2 separate regions of the Homo sapiens genome follow, and region 1 is linked to region 2. A link is a loop called in an ENCODE intact Hi-C map of the cell type or tissue named here. Cell type or tissue: chondrocyte. All regions are shown on one strand.

Region 1 (8,000 bases), 150 kb before region 2:
GGGCATGGTGGCACATGCCTGTAATTCCAGCTACTCGGAAGGCTGAAGCAGGAGAATCACTTGAACCCAGGAGGCAGAAGTTGTGGTGAGCAGAGATCATGCCATTGCACTACAGCCTGGGCAACAAGAGCGAAACTCCATCTCAAAAAAAAAAAATGTGGTTCTGTGTAGGATTTGTTTTAAAATACTTTTCTAATTATTTCATCTGGGTTTAGCCAATTCTTCAAAATTATTCTGTTCAGTTGTTTTTTTTAATAAACCCCGCATATTGTCTGGATTTATTAATATTTATGTACCTGTACTGACAAACCATAGATTAACAGTTTTTCAAAAATCCCGTTTCAATAAGTCTGGGGTGGGGCATGAAAACCTATAAAACAAAATTTACCCAACTGAGATTTAAGACTTGAGATAAATCTCTCTTGATGCCAATAGTATTATTGCAATGCAGGCATTTCAGTAAGCTCCTATACAATATGCCAATTTTCTCATCTTTAAGTGGACTAAAGAGAAATGTTCTACAACAGTAGAAGCATTTTAACGTGATAACCAAATCAGCTAAGTGTTTAGTGATTTAAATGTATTTCTCAATAATATTTTCATAGTCTGACCATAATTCCATTCACTTTATTGTGTTTGGATATCCTCTTATATTGTGATTCATTTGAGAAGTTAATAGGCTCAACATTTTACAATAGTCAGTCTGTTGAGAGTAGTTAGAAAGACAGAAGGCTTTTGGTTCAAGTCATTTTTCTTTAAATAGCTCAATAAGCCACCTCCTCATGTTGAAATAAAAGCAGTTTAAACTCTGTTTAATACAGATTAAATTCTGGTCTAGAAAAGACAGAGACAGAGAGTATGTGTGTGTATAAAAGGAGCCAGGCAAACATATTTGTTACATCTAAACTTTAGTAAAATAAAAGAATTTTGACAAGCTTTTAGGATTCATTTTGGCCTATATTATATCAGTATATTTATTTGCTTTCTGAGAGAAACTTTGCTTGTTTTCAAATGTGAGGGAGATCAGAGGAAGCCTCCCCAAAATATGTCACTTTGGCATAATGATTACTTTGAGCTGAAGGCAACTGAGGAACAGAAGATGCAGAAAAAGTTCTAAAAGCAGAGTATAAATTTCTATTTTTGTAAAGGCAATTTCTATTTATAAAGGTATCCTCCTCTCTGGTACCAGAAAGAGGATACCAACTCTGGAGACAACTCTCATCACCTGAGATGACTTAAATCTGAGTAAGTCTCCTTCCCACACAACCTATCCCTCACCTCAAGTTCAAAATCCCTTTGTCCATACTTTGTTAAAATGATATGTAAGCCTCTGGGTCTACTGGCCTTTGGAGGCTTTCACAACTTTTCTATGAAGCTCCAATAGGCTCATGTAATAAACTTTTCACTTTTGTTAATCTGTCTTTTGCTAGTTTAATTTGTACGGCCCCAGGTACTGAACCTAAGAGGATAGGGAAAAGTTTTTTTCCTCCTCTACAAGTGGTAGTTATTTTAACCTGTTGAATTCATTGCAAAACGGCTGGCTTTTTTTTCTGCAGTCTACTTGACTTTTCTGCCCCATTTAACACTGTAGACTACCATGCCTTGATGCTCTCTCTTCTGTGATCTTCTCAAATGCCATTTTCCCGTCACTCCGATAATTCTTATTTTGGGCTTTCTCGCTGCCTTTAGATGTTGCACTGCTTTCCTTGGACCTCTTCCTTTTTCTCCAGTGTGCTTCCTTGATGGCCTTATCTATTCTCATAGCTTCATTTATTAATTCCCAAATCTGTTTCTCAAATGCCAATCTTAACCTTGAATTCCAAATTTGTATTTGTACAAATACAAATGATCTTATATTCCTGTTCTTAGTTAATGGTGTCATCATCCACCCATTTTCCCAAGCCGGAGATCTCAGAGTTATTCTTAATTCCTCCCCCTCTCACTCCTTTCATATTCAGTTACTAATCTTGAAATTCTCTTTCAGAAATATCTTTGGTCTAACCCATCTTTTCCATCCTATGTGCCAATGCTCTAGGTTAGGTTTGCATCCTCTCTCCCTTGGACTAACAAAACAGCCAGCTAACTTTTTACTTGCCCGGATCTAGTCCATTCTTTACAGTACCAGAAGTGCAACAGTGAAAGGATCTTGTCAATACCACAGCTTGCTTTTGGCTATTGAATAATGCCTTAGGCTAGCAAACAACTCACAACATGGTTAGTTATCTCATGATCAGTTTGGATTATTGTCGCTATATCAAACATACTACTCTTTCCTGATCACTAAAAACAATGTAAAAAAAGAAGAAAAGAGACTTTATCTTAGGAATGTAAGCCCTTTTAAATTATCAGGCCCAAACAGGCATTAGAATGAAACAGCAGTTACTTCACTTCACTTCCCCTTGGGCTAAATAATTGTCTTTTTTTTTCTTTTATATTTTCTTTTCTTTTCTTTTCTTTTCTTTTTTTTTTGAGATAGTGTCTCATTCTGTCACGCAGGCTGGAGTACAGTGGTGTGATCTCGGCTCACTGCAACCTCCGCCTCCCGGGTTCAAGAGATTCTTATGCCTCACCCTCTCGAGTAGCTGGGACTACAGGTGCATGCCACCACACCTGGCTAATTTTTATATTTTTAGTAGAGGCAGAGTTTTGCCATATTGGCCAGGCCAGTCTCAAACTCCTGGCCTCAAGTGATCCATCTGCTTGGCCTCCCAAAGTGCTGGGATTATAGGTGTGAGCCACTGCACTTGGCCAAATAATTGTCTCTTGATGCCACCTGCTACGTGGGCCCGAGGCTGACACCAAGAAGCCATGAAATGCTACAGCTGGACACCAGAACTCATATCGTATCGTTCAACAATGTACAGTCAAACACTTAATGTTATCTCTGTAAACCAATGAGAATTCCTGTCAAACAACTTTTTTTTAAATTATTATTTTTTGAGACAGGGTCTCTGTCACCCAGGCTGGAGTGCAGTGGCACAATCTGAGCTCACTGCAGCCTCAACCTCCTGGGTTCAAGCAATTCTCCCACCTCAGCCTCCTGAGTAGCTGGGGATACAGGTGCCCACCACCATGCCTGGCTTATTTTTTTATTTTTTGTACAGACAGGGTCTCACTGTGTTTCCCAGGCTGGTCTCAAAGTCCTCCACCTCGTCCTCCCAAAGTGCTGGGACTACAGGCATGAGCCAGCACACCTGGCCTGTCAAACAACTTTCTATCAGCCCACTCCTGATAATTTTTAATTATCTTTTTTTCCTTTGAAAGCTTGCTTGTAACTGAGGCTGACGGAGCTCATATCCAAGGTAACTGGGTCTGAGTCTTTAGAACAACTGTCCTTATCTTGGCTCAAGTAAACTTTTTTTTTTTGTCCTGAGATGGGGTCTTGCTATGTTGCCCAGGCTGGCCTTGAACTTCTGGGTTCAAGCAATCCTCTGCCTCAGCCTCCTGAGTAGCTGTGCCCAGCTTAAGTAAACTCTTTAAATCATATTTTGTGCCTTAGCATCTACCTTTAGGTCGACAATGGTAAAGAATAAAAGCGAAGATTTTTAACACTGGATTAAGTAGGAAATTCACAAAACATAATATCAAGCTCTGCAAAGAGCTATCTTAGCATAAATAAAAGGATGGTCTTTACGTATAAACTGTAAGAAAAGGACTCCTAGTTGAATAATATTTTTCCAAGTACATTCATTAATATGTAAATATCAATTAATAGCATCATATAGATTCATTTGCAGAGTTAAATTCCCATGTGGAAATTCTGTAGAGTTGAATGAAGACAATGACAAATGGGTAGAAAAAACTTCCCTTGAATGGACTTCTTGCTATTCTCTCGCTGCCATTTCATTTTGTCAACGATGTAGCTCATTTTCAATAATTAAAGTATGTTACACCCAAATAATCTATCTTCCCCTATTTCTACACTTCTAACTTAGCTTTGCTGCCAAAGCACACTGAAAAAAAGCCGTATGTCAGGACATATAACTTGAGTATTGGGATTTTTGTTCTAAAGGTCTTTTCCTCAAAATGCAATTAGGATCCACATGCAGGAAATCTAAACAGCCACTAGAGGGTGCCAGTCACATAATGACTGAGTAATACCTCCTTCCCCTTTGAGCTATTTCTAAATCTGAAAAGCCAACTGTTCTTGGTAAAGCCTTAGTAAATATGTTTATATTATTTCTCACTTGTGATTTGTAGTGATGTATAAACATGAGACCAGAGATAGCTATGGCCACAATTATTTCACCCTGACGTAAAAATGACTTCTGTGGTCTTCATTACAGGACAAAATGACCAGTCTTTCCTGCCCCTCTGTCATTTTTTTTCTCAGTTGCATAGTTTATCCCATTCTTTTATTGCTCAACTGAATGTCTGTAGGTATACTGACTGACTTTAAAGTGGTCAGATTTATCTTTCCTCCCTTTCTCTGTTTCTGTTTTTCAACCTTTGTTCTTTTTCCCTTATATATTCCCCAGCATTTTTTCTTCTTTATATTCCTTTCTTCAAACATTTTATTCCCAAAAGCAATGTTACAAGAAATAAGAAGGCCATGCTATACAGAACTCTAGGAGTAAGAAAAGCCTAACTTAGGAATTAGATGGAGATAGAATCTGCCTACTTAGTATAACACACCTTTGGGGCTGGTCTTCCACAGCAGGCCCTGAATGAACGTAGACTTCATCAGCAGGACAGAAATGAAATCTCTCAGAGCCCTCCTAGAGGAGGAAAGGGATAAACATGGGTGATTCTAAGGTATCTGGGAATGTAGTTCACTATAATGCACAGTGTTAGGCAAAAGGACAAAAATCTATTACTACTATAGAGAAAAGGTCAAAAGAGCCTATAAACTCAAACAAATATAAAAATTGCCATGCTAGTGAGACCCAAAATCATTTAGGTTTTTATTCTTGAAACAATGTTACAAAGAAAGTTTTGTGGAAATGTTTGGTTGCATATTGTGACTCCCTTAAAATGTCCCTAAAGCATCTGTTTGTCTTTATAATCAATCCACTTTGGCTTTTCATCCCTGAAGTATTTAAATTCTTTTGGAGACTTTTCTATTTCAGCCTGTAAATCCTTTGGAGATTAGAAGCTCCATGTGATTATAGTCATTTATTTATTCAAAAAAGCATTACTGGCCCATGTGGTGGCTCACACCTGTAATCCTAATACATTGGGAGATACACGAGGATTGCTTGAGCCCAGGAGTTTGATACCAGCCTGGGCAACATAGTGAGACCCCGTCTCTACAAAAAATAAAATTAGCTGGGTATGGTAGCACATGCCTATAGTCCCAGCTACTTGAGAGGCTGGGGTGGATCACTTAAGCCCAGGAGGTTGAAGCTGCAGTAAACTGTGATCACACCACTGTACTCCTGCCTGGGTGACAGAGCAAGACCCTGTTTCAAAAACAAACAAAAAACCGAAAAAGCATTATTGTGCACTTAATTTTGTGCCAGGCACTATTTAATGCATGTCCTGAGAATATTAAGATGAAAAGACAGCATCTCCTTACTCTTGAAAAAATCAGCCTAATGAGAAAGGTGCTCTTGTAAATAAAGTGTAAAGAGGTCATCTTGTCTTAAATTACCTTTTGCAAGTATGCCTCCTTCCTCGAGTATTCTGGAATTTATTGAGTAAATTCAAGTAGATGCTAAAACATTTATAAACCAAGATATTCTACAAATATGTTATTCTTGTATTAAGATGTAAGTTTTAAGTGTGTATCATTGTTCTTTCTTTTCTGATTCTGACTTTCAGTCATTCTTCAAAACTGTTTTTCAGTGCCTCCTATGTGCCAGGCACTGTGGTAGGATGCTGGGATACAAATATGAATATGACATTATCTCTGACTCTCCAAGTTATTTATTTCACATCTCCTCTCTCCTCAAACCTCCAACACTTCATCTTTCCTCACTCTCAACTGGTGATCTCAATTTACACTTCACTGAAAGAACAGAAGCCTCAGGCAGTAATTATATCTTCCCACCATCGAATCTACCAACCTACCTGAATCTGAATACATGTTCTCCCTCCTTTCACAATGAGGTTGTCCTTTCCAGGGCTCTGGATCCCATGCCCTCCTGCCTATTTGAGGATTTCACTCCTGCCATTATGTGTCCTCTTTTCTGCATCATGCCTTAGTATTGTCTTGCTTGACTAAACTCTCTCTAGACTCTCCATCCTTGCTGGCTTCTGCCCTCTATCTCAGCATGCCTTCACAGTAAAGCTTATCAAGAGTTGCCTATACTTGCTCTCTCTACTTTCTAACTTCTCTTTCTCTGTTCAACCCACTCCAATTATATGTTCATTGCATCTGCTGAAATAATATTTACCAGATCTGTCACCAGTGACTTTGACCTTGCCAAAGATTATGTCAATTTTCAGTCCTCTCCTATCTGACCACTCTAAATTTGGCAGAGGTGACCATTTCCTCCTATTTAAAATCCATTCTGTAGTTGGCTTCTGTAACCATATGCTCTCAATTTTCCTCCTATTTCACTGGTGTTTCTTCTTGGTTACTTCTTCCTCTACTCAACCCCCCTAATCTCCTTGAATATTTAATTGCCTTCTCACATCTCCACTTGTATTTCTTAAGGCATCTCAAATGTAACAAGACTGAGAAAAATTATTGGTCTTTCCAGAATTTCCTTTTCTCTAGAATTTCTTCCAGAATTTCTCCTTTTCCAGTTTTGTACATCTTGAATAAAGCATCCCCACTCACCTAGTACTTCCTCTCACCACCTTCAAACCAATCCATCAGCAAGTCTTTTCAGCCCCATATGTAAAAAAGAACTTGAATCAAACCTCTTCTCACCACTGTGACAGCTACCACCCTAGTCCAAGTCATCATGTCTTGCTTGGATGACTGCAGTGGCCATCTAATTATTTTCCAGGTTTATCTTCTTGCCCACTATTAGAGAAGCCAGAGAGCCTTCTAAAAACAAAACCACATCTCTGCCCTACTTAACACCCTATGATAATTTTCCATCGCTCTTAGAAAAAAACTGAAGCTCTTTTCCAAAGCCTCTAAGACCTGCATAGCTTTCCTACCACTCTCCCCTTGTTCACTGCACCCTGGCCACATAGGCCTGCTTTACAGCCCTCTCATTTAATGTCAAATGCATTTCTGTCTCAGGCTTTTGCTCTTATTGTTTCCTATGGCTGGAACTCTTCCCATGGCTGGCTCCTTCTCTTTGTTCACTTCCCAGAGCTGTCAGTACAAATTGTCTCCTCAGATCCCTTCACCATTCTATCTAAAATATTCCAGCCACCTATCTCTCACCTGCAAAGTCATTCTGAGCCCCATTACCCTGTTTTATTTCTTCATAACACTTAACATAATCTGAAAGTATCCACTTTTTTTTTTTGTCTCTCTTCTCATTAAATGTAATGAAAGGGCAGGGATCTCATGTGTTTTACTCACCCTTGCATCTCTACTCCAGTGTCTGGCACATAGAGATGTTTGAAAACAGTGATTAAATGAGTGAAAAGTCTAGTCAATGAGTGAAAGAACAGGAAGATGTGAAAGCCAGCAGGTAACAACCCTCGGTGTGATATGAACAGTGACAGAGATAACCAACCAAGGAAACAGTCCATGAAGATAAGTAGCTATGAAATTGCTGGATACTTTTTATATACACCTGACCTAAAATTACATTTTTCTCATTCAGATCTTGAATATTTGAAGATATTAAGTACCTTTTCTTTTCTTTCTTTGTTTTTTTGAGACAGGGTCTCATTCTGTCACCCAGGCTGGAGTGCAGTGGCACCATCTTGGCTCACTACAACCTCCGCTTCCTGGGCTCAAGTAGTCCTCCCATCTCAGTCTCCCAAGTAAATGGGACTACAGGCACACACCACCACGCTTGGTGTATTTTTTGTATAGATGGAGTTTTGCCATTTTGCCTATGTTGGTCTCAAACTCCTGAGCTTATTTGAGCTGCCCACCTCGGCTTCCCAAACTGTTGGAATTACAGGCATGAGCCACTGCGCCC
Region 2 (8,000 bases):
TAAATCTTGGTATTGCTGTGGTGCTAAATAATGACACCCATTTAATAAATCCATTTCCCAGCTGGGCGCAGTGGCTCACGCCTATAATCCCAGCACTTTGAGAGGCTGAGGGGGGCAGATCACTTGAGATCAGGAGTTCGAGACCAGACCGGCCAACATGGTGAAAACCTATCTCCACTAAAAACACAAAATTTAGCTGGGCGTGGTGGCAGGCGCCTGTAATCCTAGCTACTCGGGAGGTTGAGGCAGGAGAATTGCTTGAACCTGGGGGGTGGAGGTTGCAGTGAGCCGAGATCGCGCCACTGCACTCCAGGCTGGGTGACAAGAGTGAAACGCCGTCTCAAAAAAAAAAAAATCCATTTCCCCTTACTAATTAATGTTACTTGCAATTGCAAAATACATTCATGATTCTAGGGAGTGATAGGAAGTGATGGGAGAGGCGGTTAACAGTGTTAGGTGACATAAATAAACGAAGAAATTATTTTGGAATAGAGGCAATGTAGAAAAATGTTAGAAAGTGTTGTTCAATCCTTCACAGGCTTTTCACTGCATGGTACAAAGTTAAGCATTTAAAAATTGGCTATAACCCACTTGGAAGAGGGCATTTGTATGCTTAAAGTGGCCTCAGAAAAGGACAGCAGAGAATTTAGGAAGATTAGCAACTGGACTGTCAGGCGAACTCAGGCTGTTGGCCTCAACTCCAAGAGGGAGCGCAGCTAGGCAAAAGAATACGGATTAAGCGGAAGAGGTTGGAACACCTGTCCAGGCCAGGTAGGGGAGGAGTTTCAATGCTGACAAAGAACCCGTTGGGAGAGCTTCCTAAAACACCCAGCTGTCATGACGCACTGAGGAGTACTCTACTAGTTGACTGTTTTGAAGTGTGTGTGTGTGCGCTTGCTTGCTTTAGGAGACAAGCTATTAATACTAAAGCATATGTTAGGGAGTTGCTCAGCGTACTTGATATCTAGTAGCACCAGCCAAACTAGCTAACAGCCTTTCCATGGAGATAGGCCAGGAAGTAGCTCCATAGAGAAAAAAGGAAGTAGTGGACCTGCCTCCAAGGTTCCGATACTGGGAGGTGAAAGAGATCTGAAGTTCCGAATAAGCTGTTTACACTACCAGAGAAAAATCTGGCTCCCATCCAACCCTCACCCACGAGGTGCCCATTCCAGACATGGGGCAAGCTGCCTTCTCATCTTCCGCAGGTGACAGCTCGGCTCACATTTGTCCACGTCTTCCATCTCGTGCGCTGGCAACATACCTAAATGATTACTGGAAGAGCTGCCTCTTTTTATAATTTCCTGACAGAATTTATAAAATTAAAATATTTAATTAAAGACAGAATCGGGGACATGTTGCCTTCACATTTGCTGTTCAACCTGTGCACATTTTGGTGGTTCCCAAGAATCGTCATGCCAAAGCATCAGGCTTGAAAGGAGAGATCACCTTAAGCATCAAGATTTAAAAAAATAAAACACAACTCTCCTCAGTCTAAACTCTAGGATTTGGATGACGCTTCCCTGTCAAGGTTTCTCCCGAGTGGAGGAGACAAGAGGCAGGAAAGGCAGGTAACTAAAATTGCCTCATGTAAAGGGGCTCAGCGCAGAGGAGGAATGAGATAATAGCGGCGGTGGGGGTCTTTTCCCTTCTCTCCCTTTCTATCTTGGAAACAGGGGTCCGACTGGCAGCGGAGTGGGGGCAGTCCAAGCTCCGGGGTACCTGCAGGAGGAGACTCGACCAGCGAGAGGGGCCAGCGAGGGTGACCAGGTGCCCGCTTGGGGACCCCGCCGGCGGTGGCCAGGCTAGCCCAGGTCCTCCCCGATCCCAGGATGCACTGCGCCCCGCCCCCTCCCCGCGCCGCGTTCCGCCTCCCCTCGGCCCCGGCCCCCTCCCGCCCAGCGCGGGGAGGCGGGGACGCGTCGGCGGCGGAGGCTTCTCCAGTCGCGTCTTTCTCACTCACTGGGGAGCCCGGCGGTGGCGGCACCTTTCGAGGTAGACCCGCTGAGCTGCTAGCCCGCCGGCCAGCGAGTGAGAGGTCGGACAGACTGTGGAGCCGACAGACTGAAGGACAGCGGCACCGCCAGACGGCCAGAAAGTTCCGCCATGAGCTGGGGCACGGAGCTGTGGGTGAGTCGGGGAGAGGGGCGCCCCGCACGGACCCCGGCCCCTGAGAAGCGCGGGTTGGGCGGGCGCCGCGGACCCTCGGCGGTGAAAGCGCGCTCCGCCGTCCTCGGTCCGGCGCTGGCGGAGGGTGAGGGTCCCGCTCGTCTTTGTGTGCAGACTCCTCTTCCCTTCTCGGCCGGGGGTCTAGGGGGCCGCTAGTCCGTGCTCCCGCCTTTGCCGCCGTGGTGCAGCTCGGGCGGCGCCCGGGACGGCCGGGGGAGCAGCCCGCGGGCTCCTGCGTGCGCCGTGATCCCCTCTTGTTCCTTCTCCCTCCTCCACCTTCACTTTTCCCGACGCCTGGCTTCGCGCCCGGCGGCTCCTCTCTTCCTTTGTATCTCTCCTCCCGGAGGCGGGGGAGGGGGCCCATTGTCCCCAAGGGGCGCTGTTCGAGGGCGGGGAGGGGACCGGCCGCGATTCCTCGCCCGGGCCAGGTCCGCGGGGCTAGGGCGTCGCCCGTCTGGGGCGGCGCCGCCCAGAGCCCTCGCCCCAGGTATGGGGACCCAGGCGGCTTTGTTCGGAGCCCGGCCTCGGGCCAGCCAGGCCCAGCCCACACGCACATTTCTCTCTCCCTGCCTCAGTGCTTCGGGCGGGCACAGCTTCGAGGGACTCCGGTTTGGCCACCCCCGGCTGCAGCCTTTGGGCTGGTGGGTTGGTTTTGGGGGCTGAATTAAATCGAGTGATCGATGAGGAAGCTAATTTTACCAAAAGGAGCGTACGGTCTCCCTGTTGCTTTACTTCCCTTTCCGTTCTTTATTCTCACTTGTTCTTTCTCCTTCGTTCTCTCCTTTCCTTTCCTCCTTGCCTTTCTTTGGCACAGGAGGCTCCAGACAATGCCCAGTGTCTGGCCAAGGTACGGGCGGAGGGTAATAGGTCGGAGAATTTGCTCCTGGCGCCGGCGCGGAAGGGTCGAGGTGTGGAGGGCAGTGATTTCTCAGGTGCGGAGGGCAGTGATTTCTCAGGTGCGGCCGGGAGAACTGGGGGCGTGGGGGCGCTGTCCCGAGAGCCGCCTGGCCTCAGCCACTCCCCTTTTTATTCCACCTGTGCCTGTTTTCCGTGCCTTTTGTTCGCGAGGATCTCGTGAAATCACTGCAGAGAAAGGGGAGAAATAACTTTTGAGTATGTGTGTGCCCAGCTAGGGTGGGAGTGAAAGCCAATGGGTTAATTGAAAGGCAAAATGTTTTCTTATTTTTCACGTCTACTCATAGATTGGGAATCTTAGAACTGTGAGACTTTAGAGTCCATCTAGTGAATGCTTTACTTAGCCAGCCAGGAATCTCTTGTGCAACATTCTGTACAAGTGCTTACCCAGTCTGAAAACACACCACCCAAGAGAAAATACCTTAGGAGCCCCTTCATTCCGTTTCTTAGATAGCATTAATTGTTCTTATATTGGGGAGGATTGCATGGTAAATGAATTACATAAAGTTTAATTCTTTTACATTGGTTAGTTTCTCAGGCATTATTGGCCTTTTTCCCTTACACTTTGTGCATTCTATAATTGATTATAGTGAATTATCAATGAAAGGAAATGGGTATAGTTTTATTTTAAATTTTTAAATTTTTTATTTTTTTCATGCCTACCAGAGTGCATTCATTCGTTTTTATAATTACAAAATATTTTAACTTTTGCCTACTTAAATGACTTGTGCTTCAAAGGAAACTAAAATGTAAGTAGAATACTTCTAAAAAGTAAACATAGGAAAACAGTGGAGGCATGTTATTTAGATTTAACTCTTAAGATTTTTAAAAAATTCACTTTGTATCACACTAAAGAATAACAGTTTTAAGGAAAAACATTTTAGTGAATAATAAAATGTGATTTTAAAAGTTTTTTTTTTAAACTTATGGTACTACCTAAGGAAACGATTCCATTCCTCTACTGTCTCCTATAATTTGGTTACTTTCAGCATTTAAAGAGTTTCTCAGCAATCTGAAAAGATAAACTGTAGAAGAGATGGGAATTTTTGTTCTAACTAAAATTTGCTTTGTGTCCTTTGGAAATTCTGAAAAAGATTTTTAATTTTTCTCAACATTTAATACATCTCCATATTTTAAGATTTTTAGTTTGAGGATTTGAGGGAAACATTTATTAGAAACTAAGTAATGTAGAGTGAACTAATATCAACTTGGTGTCTGAAACTTAGATAAGCAGAACTTGGTGTAGAGGACTATTGTTGGGACTAGAAGAAACCTTAGAAAAATTTGAGTATGCTTCCTCTTTTTACTGTTCTCAGTTTTGAAAAAGGATTATACTTCTAATGGATTGTAATGTAATACAAACAACCTGTACTGTGCTCTTGCCATTGAGGAATTTGAGGTTGGGAAATTCTCTCGAAATTTTGGATTTAGAAACCAGTTCTCCTATTATTTCATATTTAGAATCACATTACTGTCCCAAAGAGTTAATTATTGAGAATATGTTGTTACAGAAAAATGATATGTAGCCATGCACTTAAACCTGAGTCTGTTTCTTGTAACAATCATTGGAATTTTTATTGCTATTTTAATGCTTCTTAAGTCTTATGTTAAATTTGAGAAAAAAAGGAATTCAATAGAACGGCTCTAATACTGACTTTGGGGGACTTTTGTAGTGATGTGCTGAGTGGATCGTGTCAGACTTTGGTTGCGTAGTTGTTAGGGGATATGAATTAACTTGTAATAAATTTGAGCTGTGCTTACAGGGATTTCTAGTGTTCCAAATGAGTAAATAAGTTAGTGAATATATACTACAGTCACAGTTTTGCATTGTATTCTGGGTAATACCAAGGAAAGAGATGATACTGTCTTCACTTCTTCAGGATGCGTGGTAACATCTTAGGCATTGCTTATTGTGTTCATTTCTTTATTACATAGCAAGAATGGATGGATCAGATAGCCAAATATGAATTAATAATTTCACAAAGCACAGATTTTGAAATTACTAGCTTTTTTTTAACAGATAGGGACATTAGAGATTGGAAAAGACCTATGTTTAGTAAATAAGTTTTACTTATTAAGAAATAGGTTTTTAGTTTTTGAGGACCTAGTTAAAGTTCGACAGAAAAAATCTGTGTATGGGTTGTGAATGTGTGTATAAATATGAAAAAAATATATGGCTGAGCACCTCACATTCATATGATTTACTGAAAAATTTGCTACCCAAGGAAAATGCTGGACAAGTCTGGTAGTTAGAAGATGGATTCAAATATCTGATTTAATTTATAAGTGCATATAAATCTTTTTTATGCCTTAATTTCTTGGTCGATATAATCTTTGGCCCTTAGTTTAAGAATGTGTAATTTAAAAGCCATTGTTATTTTCATCATATTATTTATATTATTATTATTTTTGAGATGGAGTCTCTTCTGTTGCCTAGCCTGGAGTGCAGTGGTGCGATCTCGGGTCACTGCAACCTCAGCCTCCCTGGTTCAAGCCATTCTCCCACCTCAGCCCCCCGAGTAGCTGGGATTTCAGGTGCACACCACCATGCCCGACTAATTTTTGTATTTTTAGTAGAAACAGGTTTTCACCACGTTGGCCAGGCTGGTCTTGAACTCCTGACATTGTGATCCGCCCGCCTCGGCCTCTCAAAGTGCTGGGTTTACAGGCGTGAGCCACCGTGCCCGGTCTTCATCATATTATTAACTAAATGCATTTGACAAAGCTTATATCTTTTTGGAAGAAACTGAAAAATGTGGGTTGAGTGATAGATTAGGTGGATAATTTATGTATTATCCTCAGTGTTAACCTTTTAATACTTTATTATCTTGGCTTCATAACACTTTATATAGCACTTAAATTTACATTGTAAGTGACTAGATTGTCCTTGAGTGTAGAAAGGCTGGATTCATCTTTGTTTTCACTGACCAAGACAATGCTTGTAGGTGATCATGCATGTTTTGCCCAATTGCATTAATAGTTGATTGCATTACCCAGAGTATTGATTACTAATTAGCAAGTGTATCTTTAGGGTTCTGAAGGCCTTTGTAGATGGTGATAGGTTAGGTGATCTGGATAACAGCTCAAGAAAGTCTAAAGCTGAAACCAAAATTATAAAGTTAAGTTTTACTACTTGGGTTAAACATTTTTGTCAAGTAAAATGGTAAAAGGATGGGGAAGAAAAGACCTACAGGTAATTTCTGGTGAATTTACTTGATTGATAGCTTGGTAATGTGACTGCCTAAATAATTGGTGAAATCTTAGGCCACATTAATAGATTTATCTGTAACAAAGGAATTGGGTCTCATAGTCTACTGGTTAGACCATATCTGTAATATATATGTATATTTTTAGAGATGGGGTCTTGCTATATTCTCAGGCCAGTCTTGAACTCTGTGCTCCACAATCGTCCTTCCTTAAGCTCTCAAGAAGCTGGGACTGTCTATAATATTGACTTTAATTTTACTTCACATTTTTTGGAGGGTGCTTGTCTAGAGGAGGTTGACAAAGAAAATTCATTATTAATGTAAACTGAATTGCTTCTCCAAAAGTAAATGAAAGGCCGTGAAACTGCTGTAGGAATTCAGTTTTGTTTTAAAAATACAATAATTTTGTGTCTATTATTTGGGAAGCACTGTTATGTTTGGTGAGATTTATGAAGGCTTATGATATTGGCCCTGCCCTGACAAAAGGTAGAGTTGCTTTGAGATGATATAACTTTACTGTAAACTCCAAAATACTTCCCTACATTGATACCACTGCCCAGAATGCCCTCTGTTGACCAATTCCTATCAACCCCATGCCTCCAGACTACCCATTCTGGATATTGTCTTATGGGACTACCACCTTATATTACGGTTATTATAGTTATTTCTTGTGTATTCAAATCTTAGGGAAATTGTCATGGTATAAATACTTAAATATCTTACATTCCCTTTTGTTGGTAGAAATTGTTGTGTTCAACATTGTATTACAGACGTTATTGCTATTAGTTAAGGAGGATGAGTGAGAGGTATCAAGATATCTGTTTATGTCACCATTCCATAATGACTATAATAAGTTGGAAGCTAGAGAGCTGCCTCTAACCAGTATCTCCTTTGCATAGCCACTCATACTCCATTTACTTCCATTTGCTTGCTTTCTTTGCCTTTTTCTTAAAATATTTGCTCTCTCTCCTTCCCCCACCCTATAAACCTATAAAATATGATTTTGGCTGGAAACTTTAAAAAAACCTATTCTACCAACTTTTTCCTCTGTCAGCTAGTTTGTAGAGAGGAAATAGTAAGAGAAATAGTAATGGCTTATAAATGTCAAATACCTTCTGTGTATATCAACAAGTGCTGTCTTATTTAATAATCTTCAATCTTTAAACATTTTCACTTCAATAGCAAAAAAAAATCTGTCTTGGGGAATATATCTATAGAATATTAAAAACTGGTAGGAAAGGTTATGTAAAGGTTTTGTTCTATAGAATGTGAAAGCCGTTCCATATTTCAGTTCAGGCCATGTCTATCTAATACACCTGAAACACGTAAACAGGACTGATGCTTGTTCATTCAACAGATGTTTATTTCATGCCTATTATGGCTTCAGCACTAAGCTAGGCTTTGTGGGGCATACTAAAAGAATCAATTAGATATCAGCATGAGCCTCAAAGCAACCCTAAAACAACTAGAAAGTAATAGATGGACTTTAGGGCTATGAAAAGTGACTTTTCATTCTAGGTATCACAGGAAAATCTTTAGGAAGACTGTCATTTGACCTAGGTTTTGGAATAAGAAGGGTTATGCAGGTGGGGGTTCCTGACAGGTTCCTAGAGGGCAGATATTGTGTCTTACTCATTGCTTATTCATTGTCTGATTCATTGCTGTATCCTGCCTGGATTAGCCTGACATTAGTAGGGTCTTTAATAAATGTTT

What was found. A loop is a pair of places that touch in the nucleus more often than their neighbours do. Peaks named below come from ENCODE experiments on the same cell type or tissue, not always from the same donor. Only the 100,000 strongest peaks of a DNase experiment are listed, where the experiment ranks them.
Region 1: it touches region 2 in a loop (2.0-fold over the local background); 49 of 110 quality-filtered maps call a loop at or near these places.

Annotation. Positions count from the first base shown.
Region 1 is chr1:93,300,753-93,308,752 of GRCh38, forward strand. No RefSeq gene overlaps it. Among named protein-coding and RNA genes, the nearest start is that of CCDC18-AS1, 41 kb to the right of the region's middle. In chondrocyte, a CTCF peak has its summit at 4,076 (motif pointing right); no DNase peak of the experiment used is centred here.
Region 2 is chr1:93,446,179-93,454,178 of GRCh38, forward strand. FNBP1L (formin binding protein 1 like) reads left to right here and starts at 1,940. Exons shown (of 17, transcript NM_001164473.3): 1 at 1,940-2,127. The coding sequence starts at 2,104. RefSeq lists silencers at 814-1,108, 2,048-2,097 and an enhancer at 1,589-2,567. In chondrocyte, CTCF peaks have their summits at 2,686 and 3,059; DNase peaks (open chromatin) are centred at 1,913, 2,403 and 3,088.